Regions from separate parts of the Mus musculus genome. Here region 1 is linked to region 2. A link is a loop called in an ENCODE intact Hi-C map of the cell type or tissue named here. Cell type or tissue: heart. All regions are shown on one strand. Each heading gives the region's core, and the rest is flanking DNA. Links, peaks and the distances in the headings are about the cores only.

Region 1 (6,355 bases), core at 1,809-4,308, 100 kb after region 2:
ATGTGTGTTTGTGCATATGTAGACACTCATGTGTGTTTGTGCATATGTGCCCTTGTGTGTGCATGCACGTGGAGGCCAGATACCAATACCCAACAATACCTTGTGTGTTGTTCCTCAGGTTCCCTTTTTGGGGTAAAGTTTCTCACTGGCTTAGAACTCACCAACCAGTTTAGGCTGTCTCTACCTCTCTGGCATCGGGATTACACATACACGTCACCACACCCAGATTATTTTGTTTTATATGTGGTTTTTGGGATTGAATTTAGGTCCTCAGAAGTGCTTCACAACTCAACCATCTTTCCAGCCATGCCCTGGTTTACAGACAGATGTACCACAACTGTGAAACATGGCTTCTGCCCCGGGATGCATCAGCTAGGCAGGGGGCTCCCTCAAGAGCCATAAGTCACCTCTCATGAGGAACACAGCAGGCACAGCACATTGGCACACCTCTTCGGTTTACAAACCCCACCCAGGTCAGCCTACACCAGTGTTACTGCTCAGCCTCACCCGGTACACTGTCAGCACTTGCAGCCTCAGTGTGTGTGGTGCTGAGGGGCGGAGGGCGTGGACCACATTGAGGTTGCCCACAGTCTCTCATCCACCACAGCTGCCGTCTTCTCTGCGAGCTCTGGTCACACACTTGTGGTGATAAGAACCATGCTGGAGTTGACAACCAGGGCCCAGCGGCCCCACCGGGGCTGTGTCTTTAAAACAAGAAACAAGAGGAGTGAGCTATTTTTAGAGCTGCCAACCTCTCTCTCATTAGTGTCTTGCACATCAGGATGGGGCTAATGAAATCATTTGTGATTAGGACCCAGGTAGGGAGATGACTCTTTCTTGTCTGGAGCCCCTCCCCCACTCCCTTTTTGTAGGTGGAGGGTGGGTGATGGGGTCCAGGCACTCTGCTTTGCCCACTCTTGCTTTTCTCCATTTAGGGCGCTGTGGAGCTGTCTCCTGTTCTGCATTTTCTTCCTGTCTGTCTCTAGCCTTAAGGCTTCAGGAGGCTGGGTCCTGCTAAAACTCTTACAGGGAAGTTTGGGAAGAAAGGAGGGTTGAAGCCCTGGAGCCATTGTCCTAGCAACTAGTCATCACTAGAAGAGAGGAGACAAACCTGTAACCCTGGGTGGGGTCACGTTCTGTGTGTCATATCTGTAAGTCTGGGTGGGGGCAAGCTCTGTGTGTCATACGTACATACAGACATGAGGTGGGAAGCATGGCTTCTAAAAGTGCGCTAGGAAGAAGCAGAGATCCTAGGCCTATCTGGAAGCTCAGTAGTGAGATGCCAGGGGTTGGGGCGTGGTCTGAGTCCCCCAGGGCTGAGGCAGCCAGCAGCTGTTAGTCTGGCTCTTTGTCAGCTTCAGGGCTGAAGCCAAATATAAGCCTGAACTTTACCATCTGGACGCTACTGTCAAGACGCCCACACTGGCTGCCAGCCATTTTCCTAGAGTCAATAAGAAGCAGCCCAGGAAATGCAAACATGGTTTTTCCCATCTCTAACTCTCTTGGTCTGCCCTGGCAGCTTCTGCCAGGTTTTCCATGGGAGACCTCTTGACTCTGGCACACCCACAGTGCAGAATTTTAAAGTACATGGAGATCCCTTGAGATAAGCAGACTGGTGGGTGCCTGAAAACCAAGGCCTGAACCTTTTGGCATAGATGGTGTTTAGGTTGCTTTGTTCCTAATGGGCCACGGTGGACCCTACCCTGAGACAAGAGCAGACCCTCTCAGGAGGCAACAATGCCTAGGAAGCCTGGGCTGCTGGGTGGTGCATTTGCTAGGGACTCCACAGCACCCAGCCTCTGGGAGAGCCCCAGGAGTGTCTGACTGGTCCTGGGGCCCAGAGAATGCTCTTGATGGAGCTGTGCTTGGAGAGGAATCCAAGGAAGGGCAGGTTATGACCTCAGCAGTTAAGCCCACCCCAGACAGAGGGGCCAGTTCCACAGAAGCCAGAGGCCACCAGGAACACCACAGGGGAGTTCTTCAGAAGACACAGGGTTACTTCTGAACCTCCTTCCAGCATGGGACTATAGCATTCCCATAGGACCGGGCATTTGAGGCATGGGTATATAGTGTCCCATAGATGTGGTAAGAAATCTCCCTTATGAAAATGAAGCTGACCTCCACAGACAGAAGACCACAGCCTCCAATTAATGACCTTCTCCATTATCCTTGGTCTCCACATGGGTCAACCTCAAAGAATCAGGAGTCAAGACCCCTCTTGCTTCCAAAGAGTATTGTGATCAAGCCACAGGTTCTGTGTGTCATGATATCGTCCCGACTGCATGGGGTGGAGGGCGCTGAGGAGCAGAGCATTTCGCTTCTCTCAGCTCAGTGGGAGAAGCAAACTTGATGGTCACACCTGACTTTAGGATTCAGGAAGGTGAAGCCAGCCTGACTGGCTGTGCTGGGGACATGGCATGTGAAGCCGGAAGGGCCAGGGTTACCCATGCTATCTAGGGCATGGCTTCTGCCTAGGTTGTCTTTTTCACAAATGTATGGAGTGGCCTCCAAGTCAAGCCCCATGTCCACAGAGACTATGACTAGGCATCTCCCTGGTCCAATGCTCCCTCTCAGTCAGGAAACTCCATTGCCATCCATCTCTAGGTAAGGTTGTTGTGCCCTGTGATGGAGGCTGTGGTCTCCATATCCCTTCCTCGAATAAGAGGAAGGCTGGGGCGGACCGCACATTCCCCTACAATTCTTCTTTTGTTTTCACCAGCCAGGAAGGTCCAGTCCAAAGGCTACTTCTGCCTCATTTCTCTAAAGAAGGTCATGGAATTTCCACACCTCCACAGGTCAGGACTGGTTTGCAGGAATATGCCTCGGGGAAAGCTGTTTCCTTTCATCTCCATGATGGGGGCTGAATTTTGGGCTGGGCAAAATGAGGCTAATGAAGTCAGCTCGGAAGAGACAGGAACATGCAAACGTCTCATGTGGCCTTTGACTGGGTCCCCAAGTGTCCTCAGTGACCACCCCCTCCCAGTCCAGAGAAAAACAGCAGTTAGCTAGCTGACAGCCAGTGCCTGCAGGGAGCCATTGCGTGTGTCTGTTATGCAAATGAAGAGCTTCGGCAAGGTGATAATCCCGGATAATTTCAACACAAGATCCCAACAGACAGCACTGGAGACGCGCGCAGGCGAACACCTAAGACTTAGTTGATGTTTAGCTCCTGGGTGCAAATTAAAACTTGCAGAAAGGTCAGTGGACCAGGAGAGATTTTTTTTTTCCTCCAGTGATTTCTTCCGGAGGGGGCTGCGCAGACTCTCTGCCATCTGGCCCAACCCACAGTCCGTCATCCCCACCCATCCAGATGAATTATCCATCCGCTCCTAGTCACTCTGAAGCCCCTGCCAAGTGCACACTAGAGAGCGAAGGAGATTCCAGGCTTCTCTCAAAAGGAACGCGCTCTTTCAGAGGAAGGTGACCTTTGGCTTAGATCTCCCAGGCTACTGAAAAAGACTTGTTGGGAAAGAACAGTCAGTCTATGCCAGCCTTTCTCTTGTTAGGCTCCACCTCAGAGTCCTCCTTTGTAAGGGCCCAGTGCTTGGAGCTAGAGGACCAAGCTGTGTGGTCTTGAAGAACTTGTTAAATGTCTCTGATCATGTCTGACCTAGCACAACACTCAAAAGCTACCAGGCATGATCCTGTACGTGGCAGAGTCTGATTTACTGATTCACTGTGGCTAGAGAAGCTGCACACTAATGTCACTCACTCACCAAAGTGTTTGTGACAGTTGAACTCAGGGGAACACTCAGCACAGTGCCTGTAATTTGGAAGCTCGGAGATTGGAATGGGTCAAGGAGGAAGGTGAGCTTCCTGCAATCTTACAATCACTCGCGAGAGGGAAGCAAGCCGCCATGTACAGAAGACGTGATTGCAGGACCGTGGCTCAGCTCAGCTCAGCTCCTGGGCCGCATCACTGACCAACCTCTGCCTGTTCCTGGGAGCTGAACCCATTAGAGTCCATGTGCTGGCACCGGGAACAACTGTTTCACCATAAAGAACCCCTGGATGCTAAATGCCCTCCAAACACACAAATAAGCTCCTGTCTGTAGACCCTGAATGATGCGGGTGGGGCAGCTGGGGCGTCTGCAGGTGGGGCAGCTGGGGCGTCGTCCCTCCTTTCATCCCTCTGCTTAAGCTGCTGAGAAGAAACATGAGAGACGCAGAAGACCCTGGGGGACTCCTCATTCAGAGGCTGCAAGGCGCCTTGGTCTGAACCCTGCCAAGGGAGCTCAGAGTAGCACCTGCACTTATCCTGAATTTTAGGAAAGTGGGGTGATTTCCTGCCTGCTTCTCCTTCTCAACAGCCCCGGCAGAACAGAAACTCCCAGAAATCGTCTCTTCTTCAGGAAGCAAGCTAGAGAGGCAGGCCCTTGTCAGGGTGCACATCCACCCAGGCTCACTGGCTTTCCCTGACTTCTGGGAGAGGCTGTGTGAGGAGGGGAGCCCAAACACAGCTGCCCGCACTTAGAATTCACAGCTCTAACGGGTTTTGTGATTTGGGATGGCCATTATTTAGAGGAGCAACTTAAACACGGTGGAGAAGTCTTTGGTTTTGGGGGGGGTGTCGAAAAAAACCCCATTTATTATTATTATAAAAACAACATTTTTACGGGCCTGGAGAGATGGCTCTGTAGTTAAGAGCATATACTGCTCTTCCAGAGGGCCCGAGCTCTGTTCCCAGTACCCACACCAGGCGGCTGTAAACTGCCTGTAACTCCAGCTCCAGAGGCATCCAATGCTTGCAGGCTTCAGGGGTACTCACACTCAAATGCATATATCCACGCGCACATAATTAAAAATAATAAAGATAAACCCTACAATAACACTTTATTCTAATTAGCTCACAAATAAAAGCAGCGTATACACAGTTCAAGAAAGTCTCTCAAACACCTCGCGCTCCCAAACTGTCTCTCTGAACCCGCAGGGCTTTGCCCAGGGTTTCACACTGTCGGTGTCAAACTGCATAATTTATGCGTGGTTTGTTTCACGGTTCCGCTACTTCAACATTCAGAAAGTTGGATTCACTTATTCACCACAGAAAAAAAGAAAGAGAAAGAAATTATGATGGAGAGAAAATAGAAAAAGGAAAATTAGCTTCCTGTCTACTTTCTTGACCCATGGGTCTTTGCCTGCTTCCTCACTGACTGATGCTGCCTTCTCTCAGTCTCCTTTATAAATGTCATACTGTCCACACTTGCCACTACATGTGTGCATGTGAGTACACACACACACACACACACACACACAGAGAGAGAGAGAGAGAGAGAGAGAGAGAGAGAGAGAGAGAGAGAGAGAGAATATATTCCGGGAAAGAGTCAGAAGTGGGAAGAGTTCAGCCTGGACTTGGAAGAGACCAATATATGAAATGGAGGAGAGGTAACCTCATGGCAAATACAGAATAGAATAAACTGGTTCTATCAGTTACAAGCTTGTCAGGGAACAAGCCCAAGCTTATGGCCTAAGCATTTATCCATATATAAAAAGCCTCCAAGTTATGGGAACTGGGGCCTGGTGAGAACAGACTGTGATTACGGTCTAGTGTTGTATGAGAAGGGAGTCTCTTCTGAGGGATTGTTCAGGACAGACTGGCCTATGAGCATGGGATTATCTTTGTTGTTGAAGTAGGGAGGCTTATTGTGGGGAGCACCATTCTGTGATCAGGTGGTCCTATGTGGGGAGCACCATTCTGTGATCAGGTGGTCCTATGTGGGGAGCACTATTCTGTGGGTAGATGGCCCTCTGGTCCTGTGTGGGGAGCACTATTCTGTGGGTAGATGGCCCTCTGGTCCTGTGTGGGGAGCACCATTCTGTGGGCAGGTGGTCCTGTGTGGGGAGCACCATTCTGTGGGCAGGTGGTTCTGTGTGGGGAGCACCATTCTGTGGGCAGGTGGTCCTGTGTGGGGAGTATCATTCTATGGGCAGGTGGTCCTGTATGGTGAGCACCATTCTGTGATCAGGTGGTCCTGTGTGAGGAGCACTATTCTGTGGGCAGATGGCGCTCTGGTCCTGTGTGGGGAGCACCATTCCCTGGCAGATGTACACAGGGCACCAGGCCAGAGTGCTGGCCCTGCAGGCTCTATACTAGTCAGGTACAGCTGAGATGCTTTCTCTCTCTCTCTCTCTCTCTCTCTCTCTCTCTCTCTCTCTCTCTCTCTCTCTCTCGCCCAGTGTGATGACCCCAGCTGTGCCTCCACTCCATGAGGTGCTGCAGAATTCTGGATATGGTAGGACCAACTGTCCAAGGAGAGGAGCATAGCTCAGGGCTAGGTGATACTGCTCGGGCATTGCTCCACATAGGTTCAGAGTAAACAACTGGGTGTCCAGACCCCATAGGGAAGCTCTTTGTTAC
Region 2 (6,355 bases), core at 1,701-4,200:
CTTTCTCTGTCTCCCTGTCTCTTTCTCTGTCTCTCGGTCTCTGTCTTTTTTTCTCTCTCTCTCTTACACACACACACACACACACACACACACACACACACACACATATACACACACACACACAAAACCACATAATTAAAAAAAAAACAATAAAAATAAATCTTTAAACTCCGTCCTGCCTGAAGCTTCTAGTTGCTGAGCCAAAGGATGTATTTCTTGCTCAAACTTTAGCATTGCTTGCTGCGGGCCTGGGGTGGCTAGGGTGGTGATGCCACTGTCTGGGGGTGGTGGGGGTGGTGGTGGTGGTGGTGGTGGTAGTGAGCTACAGAACCACTCAGGGGCTCCTACTGCCTAGACCTGCCACCTGCTCCTGGTGCTGCCTTTATGACACATGAGTGGGCTTCCCTCCTATTTCTTTCCAGCCAGCAGCTCTTTCTGCTGCATCAAGCAGAAGAGAATGCAGCTCCTCTCAGTGGGGTGCACACAGCCCCTCCTCTCTACTGCTGCTGCCTGTGGGGAGCCAGCAGCCTAGCAAGCCTCAGGCTTGGCACAGGGTGGAGTCAGCTGCTCTGCTCTGCTCTCAGCCATGCTGCCTGTCTACCGCTCTTCTTCATGAAGAACCACCCATCACAACGGAAGGAGCCTGGAGTGTCAGAAATGTCCCTGCTTGAAGCAGGGAGGGCTGAGGAATCCAGGCTCCTTCTCAGCCCTTTCTGGCAACCCCTCTGGCTCTCACATGCTTCCCCGGGGATGCTGACTCAAACCACAGGCTGCATACTGCCCCCTTTCACTTTCCTCTTGTCCTCCTGGAGGGTGTGGATTACCCACCCTTGGGGTTCCTATCTTTCCAAGGTTGACTCTAGGACAGCTCATTCCAAATGAGGATCATTGACATCTGTGGGCAGATCACGCTCTGTTGCTGAATATCCAATGCTCTATGTGGGCACTGGGCAGTATCCATAGACTCTGCCCATGGGTGCTAGGAGCCAATCACAGATACCAGCAGTGTAGTAGTGTCCCAAGGGGGACATTGTTTGAGATGCAGGGCTCCGAGGAAGGAAGCAGGCAATAAATAAGGGAAAACAGTCACTTCAGATAATGGCACGTTCTGTGCACATGGATAGAGCATGTGGTAGGCATGGAGTGCTAACTGAATTTACCATCTCCTCTTAATATGCTTGGAGAGGTCTATGGCCGGCAGAGGGAATGGTTTGTACTAAGGCCTTGGGGGAGGTAATGTGCACATGTGTGTGCACGCACCTGCAAGAGTGTGTGGTGTGTGTGTGTGCACACACGTGTGCGCACATGCACACAGAGGTTGTAGACACTTGGGCTCAGGCAGTTCCTGGCCTCCCAGTCCCTCCAGAGAAGCATGCAGGGAGGTGAGAGCCTGTGCTGTGGAAGGATCTAGAGGATTTGTGTACAAAGCCTCCTGGTTAAACACTGACAAAGTTTAGAGATAACCAACAGATACAGTTTCCATCTGTGGCTGTGGTTGTTGTCTCTGGCTGCCTGTCTGAGACCTCAGATCTGAACAAGTGGTGCTGTGAAGTCTTTACATGGAAGGAGAAGGCTCTGCTGCAACAGGTGATGTGGACTGTCTGGGGATGCTCTGGCTACTCTGCATCCTACGTCTGATGAATGCCACAGGGAATCAAGGAAAGGTCTCAGTGTCCGGACCGATGGAGTAACCCTGTATGTGTCGGCACAACTTACCACGCAGGCACATAGCCACACACACCTCCCTGTACCCATCTACAGGGTTGGACTTGGCTTGTGGGCTGTGACTGGGTGATCCTGAGCTAAGCTACGCTCTGTCCTGCTGCTTGTCAGAGCCCAGGAAGACCCTGATCTGGGGACTGAGACCAACCTGTCTGATTTGTCACCATCCCTTCATACTTAAAGGTTAATGACGGTCACACCATGGGCATTCCTATCTCTTCGCTTGGCCTCCATGGTGGACTCTTTGACCCCATGCCTTTGAAGGCCACTTCTGGTAGCCCTTGAAGGAAGAAGTCAGAGGAGAGGAAAATAGGCAAGAGCAGAAAGTATGGGGCTCTCCCGAATAAGAAGTGCAGTGAATGGAGTGTGGGAGAGCTCTAGGAGGGGAAGCAGGGCACAGCCCTGAGGGTCCGTCCTGCAGAGCTCCTAACAGGAGTAGGTGCTGCTAGCATTCCATTCCAGCTTCCTCTGCCCCCTCCACCCCTGCGCTCCTGGCTGACACCTGCCCTTGGCTCTCCAGGGCTCCTTTTCAGCCTGGCCAGAATCACCCTGGACACAGCAGGCTCAGATCCTGCTAGTTTCCTGAGTGCTTGGGCCATGTTTCAGGGCCCTTTCAGGCTCTCTGAGCAGGCTGTGGCTGGACCTCAGTGCTGGCTGGGAGGAACAGTGTAAGGGACCAGTGCCAGGTTGCTGGGTCCCCGGGGTTGGTTTGGTTTTGTCCTGGTCCTGATGCTTTTGTCCCGAGTGGAGCTGGGAAGGTAGCTGAGACAGGGTCTGGGGTTTTGTTTCCATCTTTGGAAAAGGAAGGGCAGTGTCCTGCTTTCTCTGGCCTTGTTTCTCCTGAGTTGCTGCCAAGCAAAGGTTGTAGGGAGGTGTTGTCTGGAAAGCTCTGGAAATGCTGTGGAAGAGGCCGCTTGGAAATCCCCATACAGATGTCCTTGCCTACTACATGTCACACGCTTCTGAATGTGTCTGTACATTTTTGGACATGTCTGGATGTCCCTGGGGTTTCTGGACACGTCTCAATGTTTGTGGATATTTTTGGAAGTGCCTGGATGTCTCTGGGTTTGCTGGGGTGGTGTCCCTCAGGCAGCCTGCTCCTGGGAGTGCCTGTGTCACCACACACTGCCCTGCCCTTGCTGAGATGTTTTCTTATGGAGCCAGTGATGAAAAACTCTTGGGTTGGGATGCAGCTTGGTGCTGGAGCCCTGGCCTAACCAGCAGAGGCCCTGGGAATGGGGAGTCAGTTCCTAGTACTGGAAAAAGTCTAAAAAGCAAGCAGCCTCTCTGTTTGCCTGGGATGGCCAGAGAGAGGGTCATCTGTTTTTCTACAATGCTCTGCAGAGCTTCCTATCAGGTCCCACATTAGCGACAGACACCTTTATCATGGCAATCTATCCTGCCTCTCTCTTGTGCTTACTGATGGCCTGACACAGCCATGACAGAGCCAACATGCACTCGCACGCGCGCGCGCACACACACACACACACACACACACACACACACACACACACACACACACAGTGTGGCCATGGGAGTAACTGCTCAGAGCGTGACTTTCCATATGTGCCCTTGTTGTCCCCAAGCCAGATCCTCTTGAGGGAGAACTCAGCCCTGCTTCCTGCAAGGCCACCTCAGGTAGTGTCTTCTGAGAAGAACAAAAGGCACAGAGAAGCTCACGACCTGGCAGGCCAGATGCCAGAGGAAGAACCTGAGAGATGGGACTTTCACCTGGCGGTAGGGACTCGGTGGTCTGTGGGATGGTCTTGGGGTATCTGCACCTGCCTTTTTGGTACACAGCTGAAGTATTGCTTATGCCTGAGTAGCCTACTGGGGCCTTAAGTAAGAAAAGACTAAAATCCAGAGCAAGATAGGATCATATCACGGCTCACTTGGTGGCTTTCCTAGTAGATTAAGCAGCGGTGTTTCGAGTGTGGGACTCAGATATAACAAAATGTCATCCTGTTCCTTCCTGTCCCTTCCTGTGCTGACTCCATCACATGATCTAGTCCCCTCATCCTCCCTTCCATGCCCTCTCTCTTCTTCAGGCCCAGGCCTCTTCTCCTCCTTCTGACACTGTCTGGCGACGGTCTTCCTTGTGTCTGTCTCAGATCTTCCTCCACCTGAATCTTACTGGACCCCAGTTTGTAGGTCTGGGTACACCCAAGTCCAGATGACCTTTCCAGGACTGAATGTCTTTTCTCAAGGACATTTTTCCAAAAGAGGTAATGATGCTTCTGGCCTCCAGATGCTACATGAGGGTGCATTTTCAGGGCTACCATTCAGTACAATATGGATACTAAGTGGACCAGGGCTGTGGTTGGGCAATGACTCCAGGGACTCTGGGTCTCAAGCTATTGGGGTCTCTCCTTCACTCCTGGCCCAGAAAGTTTCTGCTACCCTGCACCCTGGGTTGGCTCTTCTATTTGGGGATATCATATCTATCTGTCCCCATCTGTGCCAACCTGGTGGGTTGTTTCTGAGGGCAGTTAGACAACAACTGTCTCATTGGCAGTGGAGGCTCTAAGGCAGGATGGAGGTTGAAGCAGCCCTGAGCAGGTTGAGCTGTGATCCTCACTGTGGTTAGTGGGGCCCAGGGAGTGGCACTATTAGGAAGAGTGGCCTTATTGGAGTAGGCATGGCACTATGGGCATGGGCTTTAAGACCCTCATCCTAGCTGATTGGAAGTCAGTCTTCTCCTAGCAACCTTCAGATGAAGATCAGTAGACCTCTCAGCTCCTCCTGCACTATGCCTGCCTGGATGCTGCCATGTTCCCACCTTGATGATAATGGACTGAATCTCTGAACCTGTAGGCCAGCCCCAATTAAATGCTGTCCTTATGAGAGTTGCCTTAGTCATGGTACCTGTACGCAGAAGTAAAACCCTAACTAAGACACTACCCTCCCCTCCCCTCCACTTTGAGGGTGCTGAGAGCTCAGGTGACACCCATCTCTATGTAGTCTGGGTGTGGCTGAAGCTCCTTTAGCTCTGGGAAGCTAACGGCCCATGGGTTCCAGGGTTCTTCTTTGGGTCCTCTTGGTGGGTGTAGCCTGACTGATGGTCCTTGAAGCCATTGGCTTGTCCTATGGGCCAGTCTTCTCTGTCACTTAGGGACCTGATTTCTAGAGCATCATCTGTCCTTACAGATGTCCTTACAGGGCTGGTTGTTTTCTCTGACTCTGGGGCCCCCTGTCTTCTGGCTGAACATGGCTTTGTCTGTGTTAGCTTGGGCTGTGACTCTCCTACAGCTGTAGGCATCAGAGCTTATGGTACTTGGCCTATGTGAGAGCCTCAGCATGAGGAAATGCTAGGAGTTCTGTCCATAGGGAGGGACCAGGCCTGGCTGCGGCAATGCCTTGATGACTCCAGCCTGCCTTGATGGTCCACACTCCAACCAGCAACTGGCCTGGGCTCAGGTGGTGACCATCACCAGTCGGGCTGAAGAAAAGACGTTTACAGGATGTCCCTGAGGGATGCTCACACTCACAAGAGGCCACAAGCAGAGACAGCTATCTTCCCTTAGTGTACTGACTTTCGTATGTGATGCCAGCAGAGGGCAGAGTGAATGGACAAAGAGCTGTGTGGTGACTCTGTGGCACAGAGCTGACCAGACCTGAGGCCTTCTTGTCTCTGGACCCTCAAGTTCGCTGTCCTGTCTGTGTCTTAGGAGTTTCATGGTGTCAGCTAAAATGGCTCCTCTGACTTCTGCTGACACAGATGGGGACAGAGAACACAGAAGGAGAGTCCGTGAAGACAGAGGACAGACCCTGGTATGTGTGGGGAGCCAAAAGAGTGCCTCAGTGGCTTCAGGGATGATTTGCAGGAACACAGGGGACAGGTACATGAGGCTTGGGGAAGGTCACAGCCTGCTTCAGAACATGCCTTTCCCACCATGCTGTGGGATAAAGGCCAGATAGTTCCTTTTTTTGGACTGACTTCTTTTCTACCAAAGAGAGGTAGCTTTTGTGATAAGAAAAAAGATCAATAGTCGTTACCACAGAAAAGGCTTGTTTTTGCAAAGGTCTGATAGCATGGGGCTGCTGGAACCCTGAGAGCTACACTCCGTGAGGGCTGGGAGGTAAGGGGCCTGTGACTTCACCCACTCTACACTTGAGTCAGGAGACATTTGGAAGAGCAGAGGCCAGGCCTACAGCTCTGTGTGGGGTTGTTTTGTGTTGACTCCCTTCACTTGCTCTCTCTCTCTCTCTCTCTCTCTCTCTCTCTCTCTCTCTCTCCCTCTCTCTCTCTCAGGAGGAAACAGCTCTTTCCACCTGACATGAGTGTTGCAGGAGTTTAAATACAGGAAGGGGCTGGTTTGGCCTTCCTCAGCATCCCTTCCATCTCCGGGATAATTAATCTGGCTCACCATGTTGGGGAGAAATTTGAGACCGAGGAAGGCGACCAGCTGATGGTCACCATGTGATGGAACCTGAGCTGGTTGGACAGTGATGTCAGCCTCACGGGGGTCAGAATGGGGGTGTGAGCAGTGTATAGCTAGCTGCTAATCACGAAACTCAGCAATCAACCCCCCTGCTGCCTCCGAGCTCAGTTCTCACCTTCTGAGCCACCAGGAGTGGTACTCATCTTCTTATTAGGCCATAAATATTCTAATTAGGAAAGGTGGTAAGAAGA

The links. Hi-C counts contacts between places; a loop is a spot of excess contacts. Peaks named below come from ENCODE experiments on the same cell type or tissue, not always from the same donor. Only the 100,000 strongest peaks of a DNase experiment are listed, where the experiment ranks them.
Region 1: a loop joins it to region 2, with 2.5 times the contacts of the local background. A loop is called at or near these places in 1 of 42 quality-filtered maps.

Annotation. Positions count from the first base shown.
Region 1 is chr2:179,764,352-179,770,706 of GRCm38, reverse strand. The region is part of intron 2 of Cdh4 (cadherin 4); the gene reads right to left. Among named protein-coding and RNA genes, the nearest start is that of Gm36066, 36 kb to the left of the region's middle. In heart, for the core only: no CTCF peak of the experiment used is centred there; no DNase peak of the experiment used is centred there; H3K4me3 peaks cover 503 bases; H3K27ac peaks cover 1,766 bases; H3K27me3 peaks cover 914 bases.
Region 2 is chr2:179,864,217-179,870,571 of GRCm38, reverse strand. All of the region lies in intron 7 of Cdh4 (cadherin 4), which reads right to left. Among named protein-coding and RNA genes, the nearest start is that of Gm36066, 64 kb to the right of the region's middle. In heart, for the core only: no CTCF peak of the experiment used is centred there; a DNase peak (open chromatin) is centred at 2,781.